Linked DNA regions of Homo sapiens: region 2 is linked to region 1. A link is an interaction called in ENCODE POLR2A ChIA-PET data of the cell type or tissue named here. Cell type or tissue: Panc1. All regions are shown on one strand. Each heading gives the region's core, and the rest is flanking DNA. Links, peaks and the distances in the headings are about the cores only. Region 1 overlaps ZNF236 (zinc finger protein 236). Region 2 overlaps MBP (myelin basic protein).

Region 1 (4,396 bases), core at 142-4,141:
ACTTTTATTCCAGAATTATCTACTAAAGAAATGAGGTGCACAATGGCTCTGGCAATGGTTAAGTCGCAGTTTTTGTTACTTTGAGGGAGTTTAGGCAAGTTTTACAGACTTATTCCTCAAAACAGCAGAGAAAGGTAGACTGCCATAACCCACCGGGGACCCCAGATGGTCTCACTGTGGTCTTTCGGTCAGATGGTGGCAAAGCAGACAGAGGGGGCAGTACCTTGAGAGAGGATGATGGGCCACCAGCAGGTCTGACCTCCGATGACAGTCCCCATTTAGCACCCCTGTCTCCACACAGCCACTGACACAAAATTCACTGACAACACTGCGCACCAACTGTGCCAGGACAGGATGGCCGCGGCACAGGCAAGAGCCCAGGCCAACACATACACTCAGACCAGCCGTGACCTCCAAGAGTGTCAGAACACACACGGATTTAAAAACTGCAATCTGTGTGCTGGCGCAACGTGTCAAAATATAAAATGTGCTCTATTCGTAACTGTATAATTTCATCGTGGAACTTCCTAAAAAGAAGTTGTCTTATAAGTACAAAAAGTATAAGCACAAAAATAATACTCAGGATCTCCCACTTGGTATGGGACTTGGGCGAATTAACGTGTCTAATGTTTAGCTGGCTAGCGTACAAAATGAGATTAATCCCTCCAACTATGCGGTGTTTTGTGTCTATTACATGAGACAACGTAATGGCAAGCACAGGTTTTACCAAGGGTTACAGCAGTCCATAACTGCTACCATTACCATTTCAGTGAAAGACCAGATACTAGCTGCACATCCATCAACCCATCAACAGAAAATTATATAATAAAATATGATGGAATTCCACGGAGTCATCTGAACTGATGTAGGCCTGTGTTCAATAAATTAAATATGCCTGTAATAAACTTCAGTAGACAAAAAATTAAGCATACTACACTATATAGAGCAAGATACCATATTTGTTAAAAACATTCAAGTCTCTAGCAACATGCGCGCCCAAGCATGAAAGGAAGAACACAGTGTGAGAGTGAATGCCAATTCAGCGCGTGGTGATTTGTAAGAGCAGATGTTTTCTTCATTGCACCTCTGAATTTTTCTTCCAAGAGCATGTATGGCTTTCATAATCAGAAAATAAAATTATTAAAAACTCAGGGTGCTACTGAACTAATCTATATATAGCCACGTCAAAATACTCACGGTGATTTGTGAATGGATTTATTCCTAAATTAGCATCGGGTTAATACACCTTGAATCAACAAATGGAAAATACCTCCTCCTTCTGTCTCTCCAGTGGCTGACACAGCAGAGGGGACTGTTTGGTGTCTCTTCATGTGCTTTTTACAATGCACTGTAGTTCGGAAACCCTCCTCACAAAACGGACACTTATAAGGCTTCATGCTCATATGTGTGGCCATGTGCCGGGTGAGGCTGCCATTGGTGGTGAAGGAAGCATTGCACACACTGCAGCTGAACGCCTTCACTCCTGCAAGCACAGAAACAGAAAAAACGGCTGGAACCAATCCTATTTCACTACCTTAAAACCAGAAGCAGTCAAAACCAAACAAAGATATGTTTAATAAGTTACAACATTATCCTGAGGCTTAACAGACTTTGGTTAAAAAAAAAAAAAAGTAAATTACAAAATTATAGACAGTTTATTTGGTGTGGGTTTCCAATTTTTAGAAATGGGATTGTTTTAAGAACATGGAAGTTGACATAGGACATCTTACTGCCTTCTCTACTGAAATCAGCAGGCTCTGTGAAGTCACAGTCTTCAAAACAAATCAAGTCCCCTCTCTCCTTGGTCTTTTACATTTAAACTGGCAACATGTGGATTCTACCCCAGAAATGTTTTCTCCAATCCATCTTTTCATCACTCCCATAGCACATGAGGTAGATTAGGCATTAAGAACTAGTCTATAAATCTTCTATACAGCTTTACTTTCAAATAAAGTCCCATACAGAAGGCCCTCTCTCCTCTGGACCGATGACACAGAACCAAGTAACTAGCTATTTTCCTCCTATTTCTGTCTTTCTTCCACCGTTCCTTATAAAAGTCATATATTGCTGCTCTCTGCCTCCGTAGCATGTCCTTCAAAGTACCATATAAACTACTGCCAGCAATCTTTCCAGTATCCACTAAAACCACTCCTCAATCATCAACCTATGGACCAGTCAATAAAACTTTTCCTTATTTTGCTTGGCTCTATGTTTCTAAGCAGTATATCTTCATTTTCAAATAAAGCCTTATACAAAATATACATTGATATTAAACTTATAATGAATATACTGAGTATATGTAACAGATAACAGAATATGTTAAAAATATTTTTAACTGTACACCATGCATCTGATAAAGGTCCAGTAGCCAGAATATAAAAACCTCTTACAACTCAATAAGGCAAATAATCCAATTTTAAAATGGGCATAGGATTAGAACAGACATTTCTCAGCGTCTGTGAAAGATGTTTAACATGATTAGCCATCGAAGAAATGCAAATCAAAGCAAAACCACAATGGCACGTGGGAAGGCTCATGACCATCCACAAGGCCGGTCATAAGAGAAGCAATAATAGCCATTGGCAAGGATGTGGGGAAACCAGAGCCCTCCCACGCTACGGTGGGCTGTCAAATCCGACAGCCACAATGGAAAACAAATGTTTTAACAGAGTTAACATATGACCAAACAATTCCACTCCTAGGTAGAGCAATGAGCCCATGTCCACACAAACACTTAAATACAAATGTGCATAGCAGGATTACTCATAATAAACAAAATATGGAAATAACTCCAATGTCCATCACCCGATGAATGGATCAATAAGACGTGGCATATCCTACAATGGAAAGGAATGAGGTTCTGATCCACCCATACAGCATAGGTGAAACTTGAGCACACTGTGCTGTGAAAGAAGCAGACACAAAATGCCACGTACTTCTATAAAATACCCAGGACAGGCAAATCTATAAAGACAGAGGTAGATACTGGGTGCCTGAGGTTCTGGGCATTGAGGGGAAATGGGGAGTGACTGTTAATGGGTACAGAGTTTCTTTTATGTGTAATAAAAATGTCCTAAAATTACAGTTTTGATGGTTGCAGAACTCTATGAACATACTAAAAATCACTGAATTGTACACTTTAAGTGGGTGAACTGAATGGTATATGGATTATATCTCAATAAAGCTTTTTTCTTTAAAGGACTAATCTCCAAGTATAAGGCAGACAGTGACCTGTGTGTGTCTTCTCGTGGGACTTGAGGACCCCAGAGGAAACAAAGCCGCGTCCACAGAGCTTGCACTTGTAGGGCTTTTCCCCGGTGTGCGACCGCACATGCTGCTTCAGGTGGCTGGACTTCTTAAAGCCTTTGTTGCAATAGTCACACCTACAAAGCAAACATACAGAACTCAGACCACGTTAATTCATAGCACAATTACAAATACAGCACCTGAAAAGGGAAGAAAAGCAAACAAGCTTCACCAACAACCATGAAACATTTAGGCACAACTGTTATAGAACCTAGGTGTGCTCTCCAACATTGAAGAAATTATAAAGTATAAAATATTGCCAACAATCATTTGTTAGACCAAATTCTGCTTAGAGTATTTACAGTCTTAAATGTATTACTTAAAAAACAGTAAATCCTATAACTCCCCAGCAGACATAATATTTGATTAATTAGAAACTCTCTCTAAGCATAATAGGAAGAAAATGTATGCACTCTTTTCTTTATTAAGTCGTTAGACACTATGAATCCTTCCATTGCCTCAGAAGCAGAATCACTCCTGTATCTAGTCACTTGGAAATGCCAATCCATGTACTCCTTTGGTTTACAAAATACAAAACAGAGTATACTGGAGTTATGCTGAATAATATATAAATATGCAGTATTATTTCCCCTTCAGTTGTTACTGAATAGACTAATGTTATCTTAAGGATTAAAATAATTATAAATTTCAAAACTCCTACTCACATATTATTAAAAGCTTATTCCATTAGTATGTCTCTTTTGTCCATTCTCAAGTTTTAATCTCCAGCAAGAGGTTAGTGACGTCCCTACACTATAACCTAAGTCAAGACTGGGTGCCCACGTAGAGGCAACTAACTTTCCTCTCAAGTCCAAATTAAACTAAAAGCTGGAAGTGTCTGAATACATTTTGAAAATTCACTCTTGTAAATCTGGTTTGGCGGTGGCTCACGCCTGTAATCCCAGCACTTTGGGAGGCCGATGCAGGTGGATCACCTGAGGTCAGGAGTTTGAGACCAGCCTGGCCAATGTGGTGAAACCCCATCTCTACTAAAAATACAAAAATTACTTGTACATTGTGCACAGAGGGTGCTCAGTATGTACTGCTGAGCCAGTGGACGGACACATCTAAAAAGCTGTCTTTCTAATTG
Region 2 (4,396 bases), core at 243-4,242, 210 kb before region 1:
ATTTGTTCAAGTAATATAAGTGCAGAAAGGAAGGATAAAGAAATTGATCTAAAAAGAGAAGCGTGCAGAAACGGGCAGGAGCCGGGACCTCAGAGGAGTGGGCTGGATTCAGCACAGGCCTGGGGATTAACTAGGTGTTTGCAACCTCACTCTTGAGCCCATGACTTGAGGAAGAACCATGAGAATCTAGCTAAATCTGAAAAGATTTAAGGAACAAAATTTGTATGGGGATCCAGCCCTTTTTCCTTCTTGGCTGCCAGGATTTATAATGAGCTGGGCCTCTAAGAGCAGTCTAGCATGATTCAGACAGAGGCCAGCAAACCAGGGCCCCACTTCCTGTCACTCTGCAGGCGACCTGGCTCAGAAACTCTGGAGGTAAAGTGTGGCTGCCCGCTCAACAGCCTCAGGAAGTCCCCAAAGCCCTATCTCCTATCTCCTGTGGGTGGGCTCTCCCCCACTGGCCCCGAGGGAGACTTTGCTCCTTTCCTCTCCCATCCCCTCCGAACTCACCTGAGACAGGCACCCAGGCCAGTGCGGCCCCAGCTGCCCCGCGTCCAACCCCCACTTCCGGGGGTGCAGCTGGGGAAGGAGGTGCAGGCAGCGACCACAGCAGCTACTGAGCCCCAAGAAAGGAGGCCAGCACGGGGTGGGGGGTGGGAGGCGTGGTGGCCAGAAGAGTTATTCTAGCGATTTATGTTTACATCAATTCACTTCCTTTAAGAGTAAAGGGATTAATATTCAGCTCCCCAATTTTCCAAAGGTCAAGAAAGAAAATGAAGTTTTATTCATAGTAAGTGATTAACCAAATTACCTGTTTAATTTTACATTAGAGACCACATATACAATGTATAAAAAGGCAAGTAATAAAGAGGAGATAGAACATGGAAACAAAGGACCCAGAGGCAGAGATGAGGGGGAGGCAGGAGGCTGGAGAAAGGGAGGTTTCTCAGCAGTTCAGGGGACTGCTGGTGTTGCGGCCCGTCTTTTGGGGCATCTGGTGACACGGGATGCTCCCAGAGAGCCCTGCTCCTTCCAGGTAGGAAGGTGTGCCCATGCTGCCCTGCAGGCAAGAGCAAAATGCCCTGTGCTGGGAAGGGATGGAGCTCAGGGCAGCTCCACCCGCAGACTCCGTGCAGGTGCCCTAGGCTGCTTCCCGGCTGACCACCAACCCAGAGAGACAGAGAAATGCTCTACTCAGATCTGCTTTTCACCTGGAGCCTGATTAAGAAACCTAAAGCTCCAGAGGTCAATACACACGGAAAACAAAACAAAGCTACCTGGATCAGTTTAGAGTCCTAGCAGGGACAGAATTGCCTTGGTGGCTGGACGCCCAACTCCCAAGCCAAGCATCTGCCGTGGCCCCCTGACCTGCTCACCAGGAGAGGGGACAAGCTGGCTCCTGTGGTCTGCAGCCACCTGCACACATTACACTGAGAATTCAAATTAAATGCAGAGTCCTAGGCCCACCCTGGCATACCACCCCACAGTCTTGGGGTCGGGCCCAGGAATATGTATTTTAATGAGCTCCGGGTTAACTTAGGATTGCTGCTGTAAGTGAAGGAAGGAAACAGACCGTGAGTGCCTCGGTGTTTCCAGGTCGACACAGCTCATCTGAATAGACCCACACAAGCTCTCAAATGTGTGCTTTCATGTGATCAGGAAGTCCTTTCTGTTTCACTGATAAATTGAATTTGCATTAGAATAACTAATTGATACTAAAGCTTTTTGTTGACAGTTTATTTTTATTTGCATCATGTATTTTTGATGCTTTTTCCATATTTAGAGAATAACATTTTATGTCCTGCGTGAGTCTTCATCTGATGAGGAACGTTTATGGATACTCATTTTCTTCATCTTTCTTGTATGGTTGAAAGCTACCATGTTTGCTAAACTTGCTATCAAAGCAAAAAATTATAGAACTATGTTGTAGGCTCCTCACATACAGCAAACGTACCATTACTTTTTAAAAATTCCTTGGTGTCTACTGTGTACAAAAATACTATGCCGTCCATTTCAGGGTATGTTAAGAGAAAATAGATGTCATTCTTGCCCTTGAAGTGCTTATAGTTTTATTAGGAAGCTTAGAAGTTCCCAAGTAATTTTCCCATGGCAAAATATTTGCTCAATACCCTGCCATGTATACAAAATGCTGCTGGCTTTCTAAAGAAGGGGGTTGTGCTCGGTAGAGGAGTAGAGTAGACTGGATGATGACGACTAGAACTGGCAGAATTATGTTGAATGGAAAATATACTAGCCGGGCGCGGTGGCTCATGCCTGTAATCCCAGCACTTTGGGAGGCCGAGGCGGGAGGATCAACTGAGGTCAGGAGTTCAACACCAGCCTGACCAACATGGTGAAACCCTGTCTCTACTGAAAATACAAAAATTAGCCAGGCGTGGTGGTGGGCGCCTGTAATCCCAGCTACTCGGGAGGCTGAGGCAGGAGAACTGCTTGAACCCGGGAGGCGGAGGTTGCAGTGAGCCCAGATTGCGCCAATGCACTCCAGCCTGAGTGACAGAGCAAGATTCTGTCTCATAAAAAATTTAAAGAAAAGAAAGAAACAAAATACAGTGTAACGTTTTGCTGTCTTCTATGCCGCAGTTCACTTCCCACTTGGCCTCCACTGTCCCGGGAGCTGCCTGAGCGTCTCCCAGCTTGCCCATCTGAGAGACTTCTCGGGACTCTAGCTGAGACTCTAGCTGGGATTCCCAGCTCATCATTGGCGTAGTCCACTCCTTTCTGGAGTCGCCTCCTTGCCCTTGTTTCTCAGCTGTCTCCTTCCTTGCACAGCTTCCAAAAAGGATGGCTGTCTTCTCCAGTTTTGGTAGCATTTTGTTTACAAGGGGCTTAAATGCTACATTGCAAACGTCTGTTCTGGAAAACTGTTAAAACATGTGTTAGCCCCCACTGATGTCTACCATAGTGCACAGTCCCTAATACTTGTTGCATAAACTGAGGCGGATTCTGCCAGTTCTACTCATCATCATCCAACTGATACACAGCAAGAGCCTATACTTTCCAGAAGTCATGTGTCTAAATCTGTTCTCCACCAATCAGAAGCTAAAGACCTGGCATGATTTATTCAGCTTAAATTGTTGCCTGAAAATACCAGATAAATTAACTCAGTAATTTGACAAAAACAACAACAACAAAGACTCTCACATATTTGAGGAGCTGGTTTTCTCTTACATGGGGTTGTGGCAGGCTGTGTGTTCCAGGTGTTTTTATTCCTGTTCTTTCGGCTATCTGAAAATGTAATAACCTTGGGACAGCTTGAGAGCAAGATTTATGAAGTGTGAGCACCAGCTACAGCTGGTCTTTCTAGAAATATAAAGAGAAATATAAATATAAATATAAATCAATTGTATTTCAGAAACAGGCATAGCACGTCTGTGGACAGCTTCAATATATCATTTTAGATTGCTGTATGAAAGGCATTGTGAGTTTTAAAGGGAGATGATGACTCTTTTATTCTGTCATTATTTTCATATGCCGAGACATATTTGAAGACAGGAGGATTTAAGCAAGATGTTAGAAGCTCACCTTATTCATTTCAGACTAGTGGTTGAAAATGGGTGTATGCAGGGCGGGAGAACTCAGAAGAGCTGAGGCCTGGCAGCAGCCTTCCTGAACACGCATGTTTAAATGTATGTGAAATGCCAGGGTTAAAGCCTCATTAGGAAAGAGTCCTAACACTAAAACACACGGCTAGATAAGCAACACCAAAATAACACGTACTATAGGAACTTAAAGTAAAAATCTTATTTATTTATTTTTTTTTTTTTGAGACACAGTCTCCCTCTGTTGCCCAGTCTGGAGTGCAGTGGTGTGATCACAGCTCACTGACCCCTCAATCTCTGGGGCTCAAACGACCCTCCCACCTCAATCTCCCTGAGTAGCTGGGACCACAGACAGGCTCACACTGCCACACCAGGCTAATTTTTGTATTTTTATTTTTTGTGGAGACAAAGTCTCTCCATGTTGCCCCAGCTTGTCTCGAACACCTGGGTTCAAGGGATCCTCCCACTTGGTCTCCCAAAGTGCTGGGATTACAGGCGTGAGCCACTGTGCCCAACCTTAAATTTTAATGGGAGGTACATTAAAATGTGGATTACGTTTCACACAATTTCAAAAACAAAACAACTGCATTTGCTCAAGAACATAGAAAAGGTCCTGGCGGTATTTTTGTATGGGTTGATCCTCACGGGGTCCTAAATCTTGTAGATTCAACTTCGTTTGTTTTTACAACATGTGTAGAAGAGGAATTTGAAAAATTTACCGATTGCACACACACAGGTTTATTCCTGACCTCTTTCCATGGAGTGACACTTAATTACCATGACACCTGTGCTCAGAGGACAGCTCCAAAGGTCGGTAACGTGGTTTTCCGAATCCC

Evidence for each region. Peaks named below come from ENCODE experiments on the same cell type or tissue, not always from the same donor. Only the 100,000 strongest peaks of a DNase experiment are listed, where the experiment ranks them.
Region 2: POLR2A ChIA-PET joins it to region 1 with 7 read pairs; 4 of 35 experiments call an interaction of 5 or more read pairs at or near these places.

Annotation. Positions count from the first base shown.
Region 1 is chr18:76,912,734-76,917,129 of GRCh38, reverse strand. It overlaps ZNF236 (zinc finger protein 236), which reads right to left. Exons shown (of 31, transcript NM_001306089.2): 18 at 3,232-3,383; 19 at 1,271-1,483. Among named protein-coding and RNA genes, the nearest start is that of MBP-AS1, 65 kb to the left of the region's middle. In Panc1, for the core only: no CTCF peak of the experiment used is centred there; no DNase peak of the experiment used is centred there.
Region 2 is chr18:77,120,699-77,125,094 of GRCh38, reverse strand. All of the region lies in intron 1 of MBP (myelin basic protein), which reads left to right. Among named protein-coding and RNA genes, the nearest start is that of MBP, 9.9 kb to the left of the region's middle. RefSeq lists enhancers at 219-328, 369-428, 807-1,740, 4,226-4,396. In Panc1, for the core only: no CTCF peak of the experiment used is centred there; no DNase peak of the experiment used is centred there; H3K4me3 peaks cover 1,403 bases; H3K27ac peaks cover 4,000 bases.